Regions from separate parts of the Homo sapiens genome. Here all the other regions are linked to region 3. Evidence: chromatin loops called from intact Hi-C (ENCODE). Cell type or tissue: chondrocyte. All regions are shown on one strand. Each heading gives the region's core, and the rest is flanking DNA. Links, peaks and the distances in the headings are about the cores only. Region 1 has its middle 58 kb from the start of CCL1. Region 2 holds the start of SNHG30 (small nucleolar RNA host gene 30). Region 3 holds the start of LIG3 (DNA ligase 3).

The links. A loop is a pair of places that touch in the nucleus more often than their neighbours do. Peaks named below come from ENCODE experiments on the same cell type or tissue, not always from the same donor. Only the 100,000 strongest peaks of a DNase experiment are listed, where the experiment ranks them.
Region 1: it touches region 3 in a loop (3-fold over the local background); 18 of 110 quality-filtered maps call a loop at or near these places.
Region 2: it touches region 3 in a loop (2.5-fold over the local background); 6 of 110 quality-filtered maps call a loop at or near these places.

Annotation. Positions count from the first base shown.
Region 1 is chr17:34,418,175-34,423,583 of GRCh38, reverse strand. No RefSeq gene overlaps it. Among named protein-coding and RNA genes, the nearest start is that of CCL1, 58 kb to the right of the region's middle. In chondrocyte, for the core only: CTCF peaks have their summits at 2,886 and 3,117 (motif pointing left); no DNase peak of the experiment used is centred there.
Region 2 is chr17:35,565,708-35,571,116 of GRCh38, reverse strand. It overlaps SNHG30 (small nucleolar RNA host gene 30), which reads right to left and starts at 3,003. Exons shown (of 2, transcript NR_135479.1): 1 at 2,616-3,003. It also overlaps the pseudogene RPL39P32. RefSeq lists enhancers at 3,137-3,266, 2,967-3,649. In chondrocyte, for the core only: no CTCF peak of the experiment used is centred there; a DNase peak (open chromatin) is centred at 3,066.
Region 3 is chr17:34,978,682-34,984,090 of GRCh38, reverse strand. LIG3 (DNA ligase 3) reads right to left here and starts at 3,579. Exons shown (of 20, transcript NM_013975.4): 1 at 3,469-3,579; 2 at 539-1,089. The coding sequence starts at 1,085. RefSeq lists a silencer at 3,125-3,554. In chondrocyte, for the core only: CTCF peaks have their summits at 2,645 and 2,854 (motif pointing right); DNase peaks (open chromatin) are centred at 3,240 and 3,610.

The sequences.
Region 1 (5,409 bases), core at 220-5,219, 560 kb after region 3:
CAATGATAGACTGGATTAAGAAAATGTGGCACATATACACCATGGAATACTATGCAGCCGTAAAAAATGATGAGTTCATGTCCTTTGTAGGGACATGGATGAAGCTGGAAACCATCATTCTCAGCAAACTATCGCAAGGACAAAAAACCAAACACCGCATGTTCTCACTCATAGGTGGGAATTGAACAATGAGAACACATGGACACAGGAAGGGGAGCACCTCTGATTTTCTGAAGGGCTGTGTGACTCCAGGTAAAGAGGCTGCATTTGGAGCCAGTCAGCAGCATCTAGCCCCGGCTCCCTAAGGCAAAGAGGTGCTATTCAGGCCCTCCCAGGCACCTGGGCTTTGTGCCAGGCTCTGGGCCCAGTGCTGGCCTCACCCTACTGTGTAACTTCCCACCTCAGTGCAGGGGCTGGAGTGTCAGAGCTGGCCCCTCACCCTACTGCATGTGCAGTTCTGGTTATGTGGGGTCTGTGAGGTCCAGGGAGACATGACCAGAGTGACGGTGTGTGTCAGCTCCCCCCCCTCCAAAGGTGTGAAGGCACCTGCACTGAACTTTGGGTCCAAGGGAATCTGAAAATCTAGGCTGCTTCACTTTGGATAATACTAAAAACAACAATATTGATCATAATAATGTTTGTTGAGTGCTGGCTATTGTGTTAAGCACTTTACATGCATGATTTCATTTAATCCTCTCTCAACTCTATAAGCTAGACAGTTTTATTACCCACATCTCACATAGAAGAAAATAGAAATTCAGAGAGGTCGAGAAACCTGTCCATGGTCACACAGGAAAGGATGGAGCTAGAGTTTGAACTCTAGGCAGTTTCATTCCAGAGTCCATGCCCTTAAGGTCTATGCCAGTCTTTTTCAAACTTCCCCAAGACAAAAATTGCCTTGGGAGCCTGCTAAAATACTGATTCCAGCTCCCTCTTGGACCCACTGAATCTCAGTTGGCCGGGGAGTGCCTGGGAAGGGGATGGGTACCAAGTGCAGCAGGGACAGGTGCTGTCTGCCTGTGGGCTGGTGGTCTCTTCTTCCTGGGGACAGAGGGATGAGGGGGGCATCAGCTTAGGATCAGAATCCCCCACCTGAGGAATCTGGCTGCTTTGATGTTTATCACAGTTCTCTTTAAGATGCAGCCTGCTTTGCTGGTGCTAGTAGAGTCGGAAAGAGTTTGTGTTCTCCCTTGGGCAGGAGTTAAAAAGCAGGGGCTGTTAAGCACAGGCCACCTTGATGGTGGTGGCAGCAGCAGAAAACAGAGTGAGGGATGAGAGGAAGGAGAAGCTCAGGGGACACCCACACCCTTTTTGATGGGAATGAAGTCAGAAAGAGCTGCACTGCGGTCACCTCTCACTAGCTGTGAGGTCTCGGATAAGCAACTGTTTGCCTTTGAGTGTCAACATTCTCACCTGCAAAATGGGCTAGTAACATTATTTACCCAACAGCATTATTATAAGCATCAAATGGGATATGTAAAGCACACAACAGTGGTAACTGATCCTTAGAGAGCTCTTACTAAGTGTCAATCATTATTCTGGGTGCTTTGCATATATCAACTCACTTAATCCTCATAACAGCCCTACCAGGCTAGTATTGTTACTATCCTCAATTTCCAGTTGTGAAACTGAGGCATGAAGATATTAACGGACTTAACTGCAGTCCCACAGGAAGTAAGCGGTGAAACTGGGATTTAAGCCCAATGTGTTGGGCTCCAGAGTCCATCCTCTTAACCCTAATAGGTGTCCAATAACTGTCAGTCTCCCTCCCTCCACTTTTCTCAAACTCCAGGGAAATTCTCTGTTCTGTTTTGGACAAAGTCAACTCTTTCTTGGAAGATCTTCTTAGGAAAGCCAACTGGGCTGAGACTGGATTTCTCCCTAGTAAACTCAGGATTTGTCGGAACTCACTCTCTTCATTCACTCATTCATCACTCCATAACTACTTATTGATCACTTACTGTGTGCCGTGCCCTGGAGAGACAGCAGTGGACAAATTAGACTAAAAAAAAAAATCCCTTTCCCTAGTGAGACCACAATTGGACATAGAAAGGCAACAGATAAGAAACTACAACATCTAGTAGATCAGTTTGCCATAACTGCTATGGAAGAAAATAAGCCAAGAAACAGGGCTGGGAGGGGAAGCTGGGGAAGGTCCATGGAACATCAGGAATAAACATGAAGCGGGCTTGTGCCTGGCGTGTCTGGAGGAAGAGGGAACCAGCATGCTGGGGTGTGGGCTGGGGGTTGTTGGAGATGTCAGAGAGGCGATGATGGAGGGAGTGGAGCATGGTGGGCCCTGTTGGCCTTGTAAGATTTTTGGTCATTGTCTGAGAGAGATGGAAGCCATTAGCAGACTCTTCACTAGAGAAGTGGTAGGACCAGAGTCCTCATGGCTTAGGATTCCTTCAGCTGCCGTGAGAATAGACAAAGGGCAAGAGGTGAAATCAGGGGATCAGTTTGGAGGCTGCTGCCATAGATAGCCCAGGTGACAGATGATGGTGGCCTGCACCAAGGTGTTAGCGCAGATAAGATGCTCATGCGGGTTAGAGGTAGAGCCTGGAGTATCTGCTGACAGACTGAATATAGGTTAGTGAGAGGAAAAGTGAGGCCAAGGTTTTAGGCCTGGACCATTGGAAGGATGGAGTCACCATTTGCTGAGATGGTAAGGACTGGGATAGAGTGAGTTTGGGGAGGAGGGAAGGGAAGGATCCCAGGAGTTCAAGTTTGGCTGTGTTAAGCTTCAGAGGCCTATTAATTAGATCTTCACATGGAGATTCAGGTAGGTGATTGAAATACATGTATGGCATTTAAGAGATGTGTGGGCTAGATATATAAATTTGGGAGTTATCAGCATGTAGATGATTTTTAAAATCATGATCCTAGATGAGAACACACAAGGAGAATAGATAGGAAATAGAGAATAGGTCTGAGCACTGAGCCCTGGGAACAGCAATATTTATAGATCGGGGAGATGACAAGGAACTAGCAGGAGAGACTGTGGCCCTGTCACCGCAGCCCCAAGAGCCAGGCAAGGACCCCTGGCTCTGGCATTGGGATCTCCTCTTTCCTGGACTCCGTTGTGTGCTTTTGGCAGGCCTTTTCTGCCCTCTAGTGGTCATGACTGAGAATGCATCCAACCGAGCTGGCACCCTAGCCACCTTTCTGCGTTTCTTCTTGTTCAAGTCACTCATTCATTCAGCAGACAGTTTCTACTAAGCACCTACTATGTGCTGGGAACTGACAAGCACAGAAGATGATAAAATACTCTCTCAGAAATCACCACATAGTGTAAAAAAAGACGCACAAACACAACATTTAGACAGTGGCTCTCAGCTGGGGATGATTTGGTTAGTATCTGGAGACATTTTTTCAGTTGTTACAATCAGATGGGGGTAGGGTGGGTTGCTACTGGCATCTGGTGGGTAGAGGCCAGGAATGTTACAAAAGATTCTGTGATGCGCAGGACATCTTCCTGCAACAAGGAATTATCTGGCCCAAAATGTCAATAAGTGCCAGGGTTGAGAAGCTGTGATCCAAGAAAAGGTGTCAGGTGCTATAATAAAGGTATTAGCCAAGCCGTTTGGATGCAGAGGCAAAAGGAATTAAACTTGTTTTTGGGCCGTAAGGAAGGCTATAATTCTTAGAAACTGTGAGGTTTCAACTTGTCTTGAAGGACGAGTAGAGATTAGCCAGGTAGAAAGAAGAGGGATGAAAAAATAGATGATGGAAACATTACTCAAATCATGTCACAAAAGAACCTGGCTTGGCCAGGAAAAGCACAGGTCCAGGTGTATCTGGGGCAGCCTCAGTTTACACAAGGTGTTCCCGCATAACTATTCATTGAGTCCCCTCTGGGCTTCAATGTGTCCCAGTTTGGAAGATAGAATCTATGGCCACCTTGTGCCCGGCAGGCTCCGGGCAAACAGGATGAGGAAGAATAGTCTTGCCTCAGAGAGGCCAGAGGAGAGGCTGCCATAAAGACCCAGGGGCAGATGTCTAGAGCAACCCGCCCAGTGCTTTGCCTCCCATAATCCCAGTCTTCAGGAAGCACTGGAGACAATAGGGCCAAGGGCTATGGGTAGGGATAAGGAGACACGAGAACTCTCCCTTCCAAGGCACGGAGGCCTGGAGAGATGATCTGGCCTCTCTGGGCCTCTGCTGGGCCTTCCTCCTCCTACCCTCTCAGACAGAGGTAATGATTGGGTTGTGTGCACAAGCCAGGGGTAGGGGTCAGGCAGGAGGATGGGCTTCTGTCTGAACTCTGCTGCTGACAGCTATGTGACCTAGGGCACATCACAGCTCTTTCTGGCTTTGGTTTCTCCATCTGTCCCAGGAGCAGGTGGACCAGATTGTCTCCAAAGGCCTCTCAGGCTCTCACCTCCTATGTTCTTGCACATTCTAATCCTGAACCCCCTTGAGGAGTGGATTCTGCAGCCAGATTGTCATGACTCAGTGCCTCAGTGATCAGCTAGTAGGGGCCACTTTCTCTTCCCAGGACCTGGGTCTTTAATGAAATGAGAACAAGTCTATCCACTTAGAGAAGGCAGTGCTTCGGGGCATGGGTCATCAAGACCACTGCTGAAATCTATGGACTGTATTGGACCATACAGCTGTGGACTCCCAAGGAGCTGTTAGCCCTCTGCCTGGGACCCCCCACAAGGCTGGGTCAACCATGGCAGAGCCAAGCATGAGAGAGCCTGGTACATGTCTGAGGGAGCTGTTCAGGGCTCCTGTCTGCCCAGCCGTGTTTCTGGAGAGAGGGCAAACAGGCTTTGCCACAGAAAAAGCAGAAAGGGCGCAGCCCCAAGAGCCATCAGAGAGAACACTCTCTTGCTATTTGCAGATGGCTTAACTCGAGTGGGCAGAAATGACAGCAGATGGGCTGAGGCAGGCCTGAGCGGGAGCAGCATGGCTAACAAGACAAACTCCCAGCTATGTATAGTGATTTACAGCTTAAAGAGTGTGTACCCACAGGCAGGGCAAAGTGGGGAGATGGTCCCCATGAATGGGACTGAAGTTCAGAGAGGTGAATTCCTTGGGCAAGTACAAGGCTGAGTATGCGGGGGCAGAACCTGGACATTATGATATTATTTGGGTCTGTTTCTGGGACATCTATTCTGAAGCCTTTTCATTGACAGAGGAGAGTGCTGAGGTCTGGAGAGACAAATGGATTTGCCACAGGTCATCCAGCTACAGTGAAACACCTGGAACCCGATTGGATGCCTGGCAGAGGAGCAGTCATACACCCTCATTCCTCCTTTACTTCAAAAACTATCCATCCACGTACATTACACTGTCTGTGTACAACATCGCCAACAGCTAACATTACGCAGAATTTTATTCCATTGTAAAAATAACACTTACAAAAGTTTAGAAAATAAAGCAAAGTAGAAAGAAAAAATTATC
Region 2 (5,409 bases), core at 171-5,170, 590 kb before region 3:
AGGTCCCCTGAGGCCAGGAGTTCCAGACCAGCCTGGCCAACGTGGCGAAACCCCGTCTCTATTAAAAGTACAAAAATTAGCCGGGCATGATGGCAGGCGCCTGTAATGCCAGCTACTCAAGAGGCTGAGGCAGGACAACAGCTTGAACCTGGGAGGCGGAGGTTGCAGTGAGCTGAGATTGCACCACTGCACTCCAGCCTGGGCGACAAGAGTGAGATCCTGTCTCAAAAAAAAAAAAAAAAAAGAAAGAAAGAAAGAAAAAGAAAGAAAGAAAGAAGGAAAGAAGGAAGGAAGGAAAGAAGGAAGGAAGGAAAGAAGGAAAGAAGGAAAGAAGGAAAAAAAGAAAGAGAAAGAAAGAAAGAAAGAAAGAAAGAAAGAAAGAAAGAGAAAGAAAGAAAGAAAAAGAAAACAGAGGCCTCAGCCTCTGTTTAAGCATTCAAGCATAACCATTGTGTAACAGGCACTTCATCAGTTACTTTCCCTCTTTTGAGACAGAGATCAGAGCTTAATAACTTAAATAAATCTGCCAAAAATAATGAAACTTGTGAGCAAAGCCAAGCTCTGAACCAATGAGTGCTTGGCTCTAAAACCCACGTTCCTTCTGGCAGACAATACTGCTATCTCAATGGGCCTCCTGCCTCCAGTTTCTCTCCCATCCAATGTACTTTGAATCTTACACACATACTAACCCTTATATATGGAGGTGTGATTACTCACAAGCATTCAGTTGCTCCCCATAGTCTAGGAAATAAAGTCCTAACGACTTTGTTTAGCAATCAAGATGTTTCAAAACAGACCAATATTTATCCTTAAATACACCATAAATAACCCAAACATGTCTTTTGTTTGTTTGTTTGTTTGAGATAGAGTCTCGCTCTGTCGCCCAGGCTGCAGTGCAGTGGTGCAATCTCAGCTCACTGCAAACTCAGCCTCCTGGGTTCAAGCGATTCTCCTGCCTCAGCTTCCCAAGTAGGTGGGATTACAGGCATGAGCCACCATGCCCAACTAATTTTTGTATTTTTAGTAGAGACAGGGTTTCGCCATGTTGGCCAGACTGGTCTTAAACTCCTGACCTCAAGTGATCCACCTGCCTTGGCCTCCCAGGTGCTGGGATTATAGGTGTGAGCCACCGTGCCGGGCCCCCAAACATATCTTACAGTCTAATCAACCCAGATTATTCCTTAGTCCTCATATTGGCTCTATTTGACCTTATGCCCTCCATCTAGAAAGTCTTTCCCCCTGTGTAGAAATCCTTCCTGTACTTCAAAATCCTATCCCTGCAGTTTGCAACCCTTCAAAATGCCATCTTTTGCATGAAGCCTTTTTTCATCAATCCAACAGGAAGTATCTGTCCTCCTTCTGAATTATGAAAGCACCTTAATACCTGTTTTGTGGTACCTATTTCACTTTGTATTTTAAGATCCAGACAGCCAGACTACCATGTAATTCAAGATCTTTACAAGTTGAACTCCCTATCTGCTTCATCATCAGCTGGGCAAACCTCCCATGTGCTCCAGCCACATGCGGCAGGTACATTTTCCTAGTTCCTGGAGTGCTTTCTCCACCCCTTTCGATGGGGAGAAAACCTGAGTATACTTTTTTTTTTTTTTTTAAAGATTTTTAACATTATTTGGATTCTTAGTTTGTGGGAAAAGAGTAAGATAGACACATCTAGATTGTTATATAGCTCAGGCTTTTTAAGGGGGATATTTAAACATACAGTATATAACTTTAAAATGCCCAGGTGTGGGGAGATTTGCCTTATCACTCAAAAAAAGGGTCAAGAGTAATCATTCCAAGTTTAGGTTGAAGTGGGTAAGATTACAGCCAGAGATTAAAAGCTCACACATCCATAAGCAAGGTCCCAGTCAGGCATCTGGAAGGGCAAAGGGATGGCTCTGTGCTGGCTGAGTAAAAGGCGCTTTCATGGAGGGATAAATACCCACCCTAAGTATACTTTTTAAACTTTACTCAAGGCCGGGAGCGGTGGCTTTGGCCTGTAATCCCAGCACTTTGGGAGGCCGAGGCGGGTGGATCACGAGGTCAGGAGTTCAAGACCAGCCTGGCCAACATGGTGAAACCCCATCTCTACTAAAAACGCAAAAATTAGCCGGGCGTGGTGGTGTGCGCCTGTAATCCCAGCTACTTGGGAGGCTGAGGCTGAGAACTGCTTGAACCCGGGAGGCGGCGGTTGCAGTGAGCCGAGATAGCGCCACTGGACTCCAACCTGGGAGGCAGAGCGAGACTCCCGTCTCAAAAAAAAAAAAAAAACAAAACAAAAATAAACTTTACTCAAATATCACTTTCTGTTAAATGTCCTTAATTCCTTCAATCATCCCCCTCTTCTAACTCTCACAGCACTTTCTTCCACTACGGCACGCATCACACGCCAACTACTCACCAGTTCACGTTTTCCGCCCTCTCTCCCACTTGCCCAATCACAGAGTTCCTAAAGAACCAGGACTATGTTCTACTAGTCTTTGTAGCCACTGCACTCGGAATGGTGCCTAGTACATAGGAATGAGCGTTTAATTCATTGAATGAGCGACTCTTCCTACTAAACCCTAAGCTCCTAGATTATAAAAGCATCAACACAAGTTATAAATCCGACTTACCTCCAACATTTCACGTAGGTAAAGACCATACCTCAAGCACCTCCAAGCCCTCATTTCCCCAGCCTCTACCTCATGGCCCTCTGCACAGCCATCTGCGCACAACCAGTGCTTACACACAGGAGGCCCTCAAAATAATACTAATAATCTAAGGTCCAAATCCCACGAACTCCCGGGAAGACTGAGAGTGAGGCTGGAGCCAAGGCTTGAACCAAACACCCAGGAAGGAATCTGCAGCCCGCTTTTCTAAGTCGTAAAACTCCTACGACCTGGACTCTCTCAGGAAGCCTGCTCCGGCCTGAGGAGGATGGAGGTAGCCAAGCTCTCCAGATTTCTGTCCCGGGCCAAAGGTGCTTCCAGCTTCCCTCTCCTTTGCTTCTCCGCCCGGCTCAGGTCTTACAGCCTAGCGCGGCTCTCGCCGAACAACCAATCCCACGGCGGCCATCGGGTCACGTGGGCGCCCCTGAGGCGGGGCTGGTGGGAGGAGCAGCCAATCGAAGGCCGAGGCCAACGTCAGGGGTGGAGCAAAAGGGATGGCGGACGCATCTTTTCCGTCACTTCTTTGCGTCGCGGTCTCTATCCTGAGAGACCAGTCGCTTTCCAAGTTCTGAGCAATTCTCCCCCGCCCCCTCCACAATTCCTCGCCGTCGGCCGTCGGGGTGACTGTTAGGCAGAGTGGTTTTGCCTGTACCCTGTTTCATAACTGGGAATGAGCATTTGAGGCAGGATTATAGTGTGTGTGCCCTGGGATTGCGGGAAGAAATGGTTTTGGGTTTTTTTTTTTTTTTTTTTTGTGACAGGGTCTCACTCAAGTCGCCCAGGCTGGAGTGCAGTGGCGCGATCTCGGCTCACTGCCACTTCCGCCTCCCAGGCTCAGGCTATTCTCCTGCTTCGGCCTTCTGAGCAGCTTGGATTACAGGCAGGCGTCACCACGCCCGGCTGATTTTATTTATTTATTTATTTATTTATTTATTTATTTATTTATTTTCCTGAGATGGAGTTTCGCTCTGTCGCCCAGGCTGCAGTGTAGTGGCGCGATCTCGGCTCACTGCAACCTCCGCCTCCCAGGTTCAAGCGGTTCTCGTGCCTCAGCCTCCCGAGTAGCTGTATTACAGACACCCATCATCATGCCGGGCTAATTTTTGTACTTTTGTAGAGACGGGGTTTCAACGTGTTGGCCAGGCTGGTCTTGAACTCCTGACCTCAGGTGATCCTACCGCCTCGGCCTCCCACAGTGCTGGGATTACAGGCGTGAGCCACCGTGCCCGGCCTCAACTGTGTTTAGATTGGTGGGGGGCAGAGAGCGAAAGGAGGGAAAGCTATTGCAATGGTCCAGGTGAGAGCTAATAGGAGCTTAAATTAGATTGGCAGTGGAAATAGAGGAGTGGCATATGAAAGGCGAATGAGGATTGTGATGAATGTTAGACAGGAATGGGTAAAAGGACATGAAGAAGTAAAATGGAGAGTCTTCTGTACCAGACCCACTCAAGGCCTCTTTCGTTCGTTAAGGATTGGAGAGATTAGACAGTGAAGACAATGTGCCTTTGCGCGTGCTATTTCCTCTACCTGGTTTATCTTTCTCCCATCCATCTCCCTTTCTCTCAACCTGTTGCTTGCTTGCTTTCTTTTTTTTTTTTGAAATGAAAGGTCTCACATATTTATTACTGAACTCAGCCAACCAAAGCGTTCATAACAGATTCAGAGAGAAAAAATATGTCCCCAATAAAACATGTCCAACTCTCCAGATAGTGGTGACATTTTCAGGTTGATATGATAATGTGATTGTGACCTTCAGACATCATAAATACGTGTGCCATCTCATGTGCAATTCCTTATAGACCCAGCTTGGTTCTTCTCCAATGTCTCCTTTTGGAGTTGTACCTGATTTTATTACCAATTTTTATCTGAATCCACTGGGGAATGGGACGATTTTGCTTTTGTTTCTTGGCCAGGAATTGCTTAATCCTAAACGTCTTGTGAGAAGACATGGCAAGAAGCAGAGTCAAGCACATACCACGATGGCGGAGAAAGGAAGAGAGGGGGAAACCTGTTGCTTTCTTACTTACAGGTTCCAGCTCACAAATCATCTCATCTAGGAAATCTTTTCTGATGCTCACTCATAGTTATTGTCACTCCTCAGAACACCTAGAGAACACTGCTCATACATTGCAAACTCTTTAGAGTGGTACTAGAGCGTAGTGGTCATGTATGTGGACTATTTTGGCAAGTAACTTGAATTCTTTGTTCTTCAGTATCACTATTTGTAAAAAGGAGGCTAATAATAGCATCTACCTAATAGAACTGTTACAAGATCAATGACAACAATGCCTAATACATAGAGTGCTCAGTTGATGTTATTGTGTATGTTGTATTGTTATGAGTTGTTTAGTACATGTTTTCCCTCTTTAGATTGTGAATGATCTCAGCTCACTGCAACCCCTGCCTCCTGGGCTCAAGCAATTCTCCTGGCTCAGCCTCCCAAATAGGTGGGATTACAGGCATGCACTACCACACCCGGCTGATTCTTTTATTTTTAGTAGAGATGGGGTTTCGCCATGTTGGCCAGGCTGGTCTCGAACTCTTGACCTCAAGTGATCCACCCACCCACCTTGGCCTCCGAAAGTGCTGGGATTACAGTCGTGAGCCACCGAGCCCAGCAGGGACGTGTGTCTTATTCTTCCAGCTAATAGTAAGGCTTTCTGGCAGGATGAGAGTAACTGGGCTTTGGATTCAGATAGGTCAGTGTTCAGCTCTCAGCTCTGCCACTTGCTAGATGTGTAACTTTGTGCTTTACCTC
Region 3 (5,409 bases), core at 327-5,326:
TAGCTATATTATAGTCGCATAAGGGTCATATATCCTATTCTTAAGGTATATACACTGAAGAATTTTAAAGGGCCATGATGTATGCAACTTATTCTCAAATGGTTTAAAGTGAGTGCACGCACACGTGTGTATGTATGTAGAGAGAGACAGCACATGAACAAATATGATAAAGCAAATAGAGTAAAATGTTAATAGGTAAATATGGGTAAAAGGAATATGAATGTTCTTTGTACTATTTTTAATCTTCCAACACTTCAGTGAGTTTAAAATTATTTCCAAATAAAACGTTAAAGGCTGGGCATGGTGGCATGCGCCTGTAATCCCAACTACTTGGGAGGCTGAGTCAGGATGACCTGAGTCCAGCAGTGCAAAGCTGCAGTGAGCTACGAATGCAACATTAAACACTGGCCTAGGCAACAGAGTGAGACCCCATCTCTAAAAGAGCAAAGTTAAAAAAAAGAGAAAGAAAGCAGTTGAACTCCTTATCCCTTTTTCTCTCAGCACCAGTAAGATGAGAAAGCAGTGTTCTCTACCTTACCTGCAATGTGCTGGGTTATCTGTTCCTTCTCATTATCTTCCAGCTCTTCCCAGCCTTCCAGCTCTGTGAGGTCCTCGATTTTTTTTGTGGTGGCCCGGGCCCGCTCTAGTTTCTCAAACATGCATTTAATGTGGTACCACTCTTTCATATCACCCCCAGACTCTGAGAAGGGATTGGGCACCACTTTGCCAATTCGGCATACGCCCTTCACAATCTTTTCCTTGCATTTTTTGCAGCCAGCTGTGCCACGCTTGGCATAGTCCACACAGAACCGTTGCTCAGCCATCTCACAGGGGCCACTGCAGAGTCCCACATGCAACCCTGGCAAGAAAACAAGGTAGGTGGCACGTGATCTTAGATGGCTTCCCTGGAATGATAGAACAGGCTTTCTTCTCAGGAAGAGGGGATGTCCATGAAGCAGATCTGTTTCTGACCACTGGCTGAATTGTCTTACATCACGCCAGTGATGTTTTCGGAATAGGCACAGTTCTTTTCGGCTGAGTGCACGGAGGGTTTGTGGAAAGAAGATCTTGAAAGCCAAAGACATATAGCTGTACGAAAGAGTAGGAGGCCAAAAAAAAAAAAAAAAGATATAAACAAGGAGATAGGCTTCCAATTTTCCAAAGGCCAGCGTCTTATATAGTCCATGATGACTAATCAAACACTTTCCAAAGTATTACATTCATAGTCTACTCTACAGCATGAAAGAGTTCTGATACAGGAAAAGCCAGCTCGCAGCAGGATGTTCAATTATCTAATGCACACATGTACATCTAGTACATCACAATGAAGAAAATCCAAATAACATAAAAGCTCTTTTTAGGCCATCAGCAACATATGATACTCATAATGGATGATGACCTTTAAGTATTACAAGATCCTGAACTTTCTTTTTTTTTTTTTTTGAGGCGGAGTTTCACTTTAATTGCCCAGGCTGGAGTACATTGGCGCGATCTTGGCTCACCGCAACCTCCTCCTCTCGGGTTCAAGCGATTCTCCTGCCTCAGCCTCCCTAGTAGCTGGGATTACAGGCATGCGCCACCACGCCCGGCTAACTTTTTTGTATTTTTAATGGAGACGGGGTTTCTTCTTGTTGGTCAGGCTAGTCTCCAACTCCCGACCTCAGGTGATTCGCCCGCCTCGGCCTCCCAAAGTGCTGGGATTACAGACATGAGCCACCGTGCCTGGCCCTGAAGTTTCGTTTTAATCACCAGTAAAAATTACATTATGTTCATGAAGTTTTTATTGTGAAGTTTAACACATATGCCATCCTCAGAAATCAAGCCACTATATAGATTTGGAATTGAGTTAGAATCCCTATATTGAGAGACAACTAAGCAGAGCCTGGAATCAGACTGCCTGAGTTCAAATCCTAACTCAGCCACTTACCAGCTGTATAACCTTGATGGGTTTCTTACCTCTGTTCCTGAGCTTCCTTATCTGTAAAATGTGGCTAATTATGGGGCCTAACTTAAAGAGCTGTTCTAAGAGTAAAACCCTTAAAACAGTTGGGCACACAGCAAGAGCTCTCATTAACGTCAGCTCCTATTATGATCGGTGACGTCGTTATCTTTCAAGAAGAGGCTTCCGATGTGCAATTAACCTGTTTATCATTCAGCAACTTGAATCAGAGAATGCTGAAGTCACTGGGCAGCAAGACTCACAGGAACTCATAAATCAATCCAAATGGAAAAAGATTATATCAGCATCTTCTTATATTCATGTTTTCTAAAGCATTTTATAGTCCTAGTTTTAAGTATACTGGAATTATGTTCAGTCTGCACACGCTGTGAAGCAAAATTGCTGTCACGTTATAATAAAAAGCAGGCTTTGCTTACTGTAGTGCAACATGATGTGAAGGAAAGCTGGTGGACCTGGAATAAGGGATGGGAGTGCAAGTCTGACTGTACAGTTTACTGACTGTTACCTCGGAGAAAACTCTTAATTTATCTGCATCTGTTTTCTTATTTCTAAAGCAGGGTAAATAATACCTACCTCACAGGGTAGTTGGGAAAATTACAAGGAATCCATGAATGCGCTGGTTGTGGGGGAGGGAGGCTGTTCTGAGCTCTCTAAAAATGTATACAAAATGTACATTCGATAAAAATGCACGGTTTTTTGGAGGAGGTCTATCACTTTCGTGATATTCACAAAGGGCTATATAACTCCCAAAGTTTAAGAACCACAGAGGTGAGGTAAGTGGAAGTACGGCAGACCCATAAAAGGAGGTCAGAACAAGTGAGTTTCAACACTTTTCCTAGAAGATCAATTTACAGAGCAACCTCTAGGGCCCCAATAATGAAAGGAGTGGACTTGAGGGAGGCTCGGGAGGCGCTGGGCCACGAGGAGGCACAATGCAGCTTTGAGGAAACCCGTCTGTCCCTCGTTCCGCACCCTCACAACTGCCGCAGCCCAGGGGCCCGAGAAGGAAATCGCTGAGGCCTGGCCGCCGCCGCTTTTCTCGAAGGGCTTCCCGCGCCGCTGTCGGAGAGTGGCGGGGACAGTGGGGTCGGCGGCGTAGGCCGCGACCCCCGGCGAGGCAGAAAGGAGCGCTCCTCCACCGGGTCCGGGACGCAGGCGGGAAGTGATCAAGGCTCCCTGAGTCCCACCCGAGCGCTCCCGGTTCAGCGCAGGAGGACGCACGCCGGGCCAGGGTACGAGAAGGCCCCGTGGGTTCCACAGGGAACACAGCCCGGGCGCCGGCCTCCCCGCCTCACGCGGCCCCGTGGGGGTCCCGGGGAGCCGCGAGCCTCCCCCTGGGCTCCCGGGAGGGCCGCCACGTCACGGAGGGTGTGCCCCGGGGCTCCGCAGGCGGGCGGGGGAGGAGCCGGGGGGCTGGCTCCCCGGCCGCGCCGAGCTCCTCGCCCCGGGCCCGCTGCCTTCCCCACGCCGGGCCCCGCCGCGCCGTGCCGCGCCGCGTAGCCCCTCACCTGCCTCTCCGGCTCCGGCGCTCACCGTAGGCCTCGGAACTTGCTCATTACAGGCCGCGGGCAGCCCACGACGGTTGGAGCGCCTGTCTCTTTAAATCCGGGTCCTAGAGCGGGAGGCAGCGCGCAGGCGCAAGAGCCAAGGCCGCGGCCACGCGACCGGTCCCCGCCCCCGTCTGCCACGTGGGTCGTAGTTGCATTCTGCCTGCCCTGTGATGTTTGGGAGTAGTTTTCAACCTGCAATCGCGGCCCGGGAAGCGGAGGTGGGGGGACGTGGCGGCTCCTCGGAACGCAGCCTGGCCTGAACTTCCGAGGCTCCCCTTGATTTTCTCATACTGTTAGAGAGGATCTGTTTTTAAAGATATTGGTGGAGAAACTATATTGTAATGAGGTCGGGGAAGGCAAAGATCGCGTCAATCTATTTTTTAAATATAATCCCTCTGTTTGTGTCCCGCAGACTCCCTAGTAAATAGTTTGTATTCAGTAGCTTTCATGGAATTGAGACGAGGCACTAAACAGCAGATAGATATAAAATGTAAAGGAGTGATGGAGGAGAAACTCCTTGATTGTATATCATTCAAAGTGTATTATCTCAAATCTGAAGCCAGCTCTTTGAGAGTTGGGATGGCGATTTTTACAAATGTAGCAGCCTGAGGGTAAGTGACCTCTTCAGAGTCTAGGAAGAGCAAACAACTGGGCCTTGTTAGGTAAGCAAAGAACAGGTTCCCGAGAGAATTCTGTGCTGTGTGATGAAGAGTGTCGTCTTTACTCTGTAGAGGACGGAGAGCCATGAAGAGTCTTAGGGAATACTGCTGAAGCTGGGTGGGGAGAGACTGAGGCAAGGGAACAAATCAGAAGGCTCTCATAGTGACCCATGTGGGAGATGATTCAGCTAGTTAGGGTGGAGAGTAAAGTGCGTTTTTGAAGATCATTTAGAATTTAAATGATCTTCTAGATAAAGTGCTCGTTTATGGATAAAATAATAATAATTTGAGTGAGCAGAAACATAATGGTACCATCAACTGAAATAGAAAATAGAGAGGAAGAGGAGGTGTTAGGGTTAGAAAGATGAGTTTTGTATTGGATACATTAAGTTTGTTTGACTAAGTTTAACTGCGATTCTACTGTTTGGAGGGGAGTAAAGCCTGCTTTTAATGCGCAGCAGAATGAACCAGGGCTTTGGTTCAACCAGGCAATTGGAAGGTCGCTGGAGACTCACGTCCTAGCTATGATAATTGAGTGATCTTGAGCACGTCTCTACAACTACATTTGCTACATTTTTTTAAGTTTCCTCAACCGTATCTGTCTTTTTCCAATGCTGTAATCACTAGCCACACGTGACTATTGAGCACTTGAATGTTGCATGGAATTGAGATGTGCTATAAGTGAAGAAAATACACACCAAAAAATTCATACTAAAAAAAGTAAAATATCTCATTAATAATATGTACCACATAATGACATTTAGGCCAACAATGGACCAAATATATGAGGGTGGTCCCATAAGATTATAATGGAGCTGAAAAATCCCTATCATATAGTGACAGCACATTACTCATGTGTTTGTGGAGATGCTGGTGGAAACGAACCTACTCCATTGCCAGTTGTATAAAAGCATAGCACACACTATTATGTACAGTATATAAAACTTTATAATGATAATAAAGGACGATGTTGCTGGTTTATATATTTAGTATACTATACCTTTTATTGTCATTAAATTAAATTAATTAATTTAGTTATTTTTGAGACAGAGTCTCGCTGTGTCGCCCAGGCTGGAGTGCAGTGCCACGATCTTGGCTCACTGCAACCTCTGCCTCCCAGGTTCAAGTGATTCTCCTGCCTCAGCCTCCCAAGTAGCTGGGATTACAGGCCCTTGCCACCACAATGGGCTAATAATTTTTTTTTTTTTTTTTTGCGACAGAGTTTTGTTCTTGTCGCCCA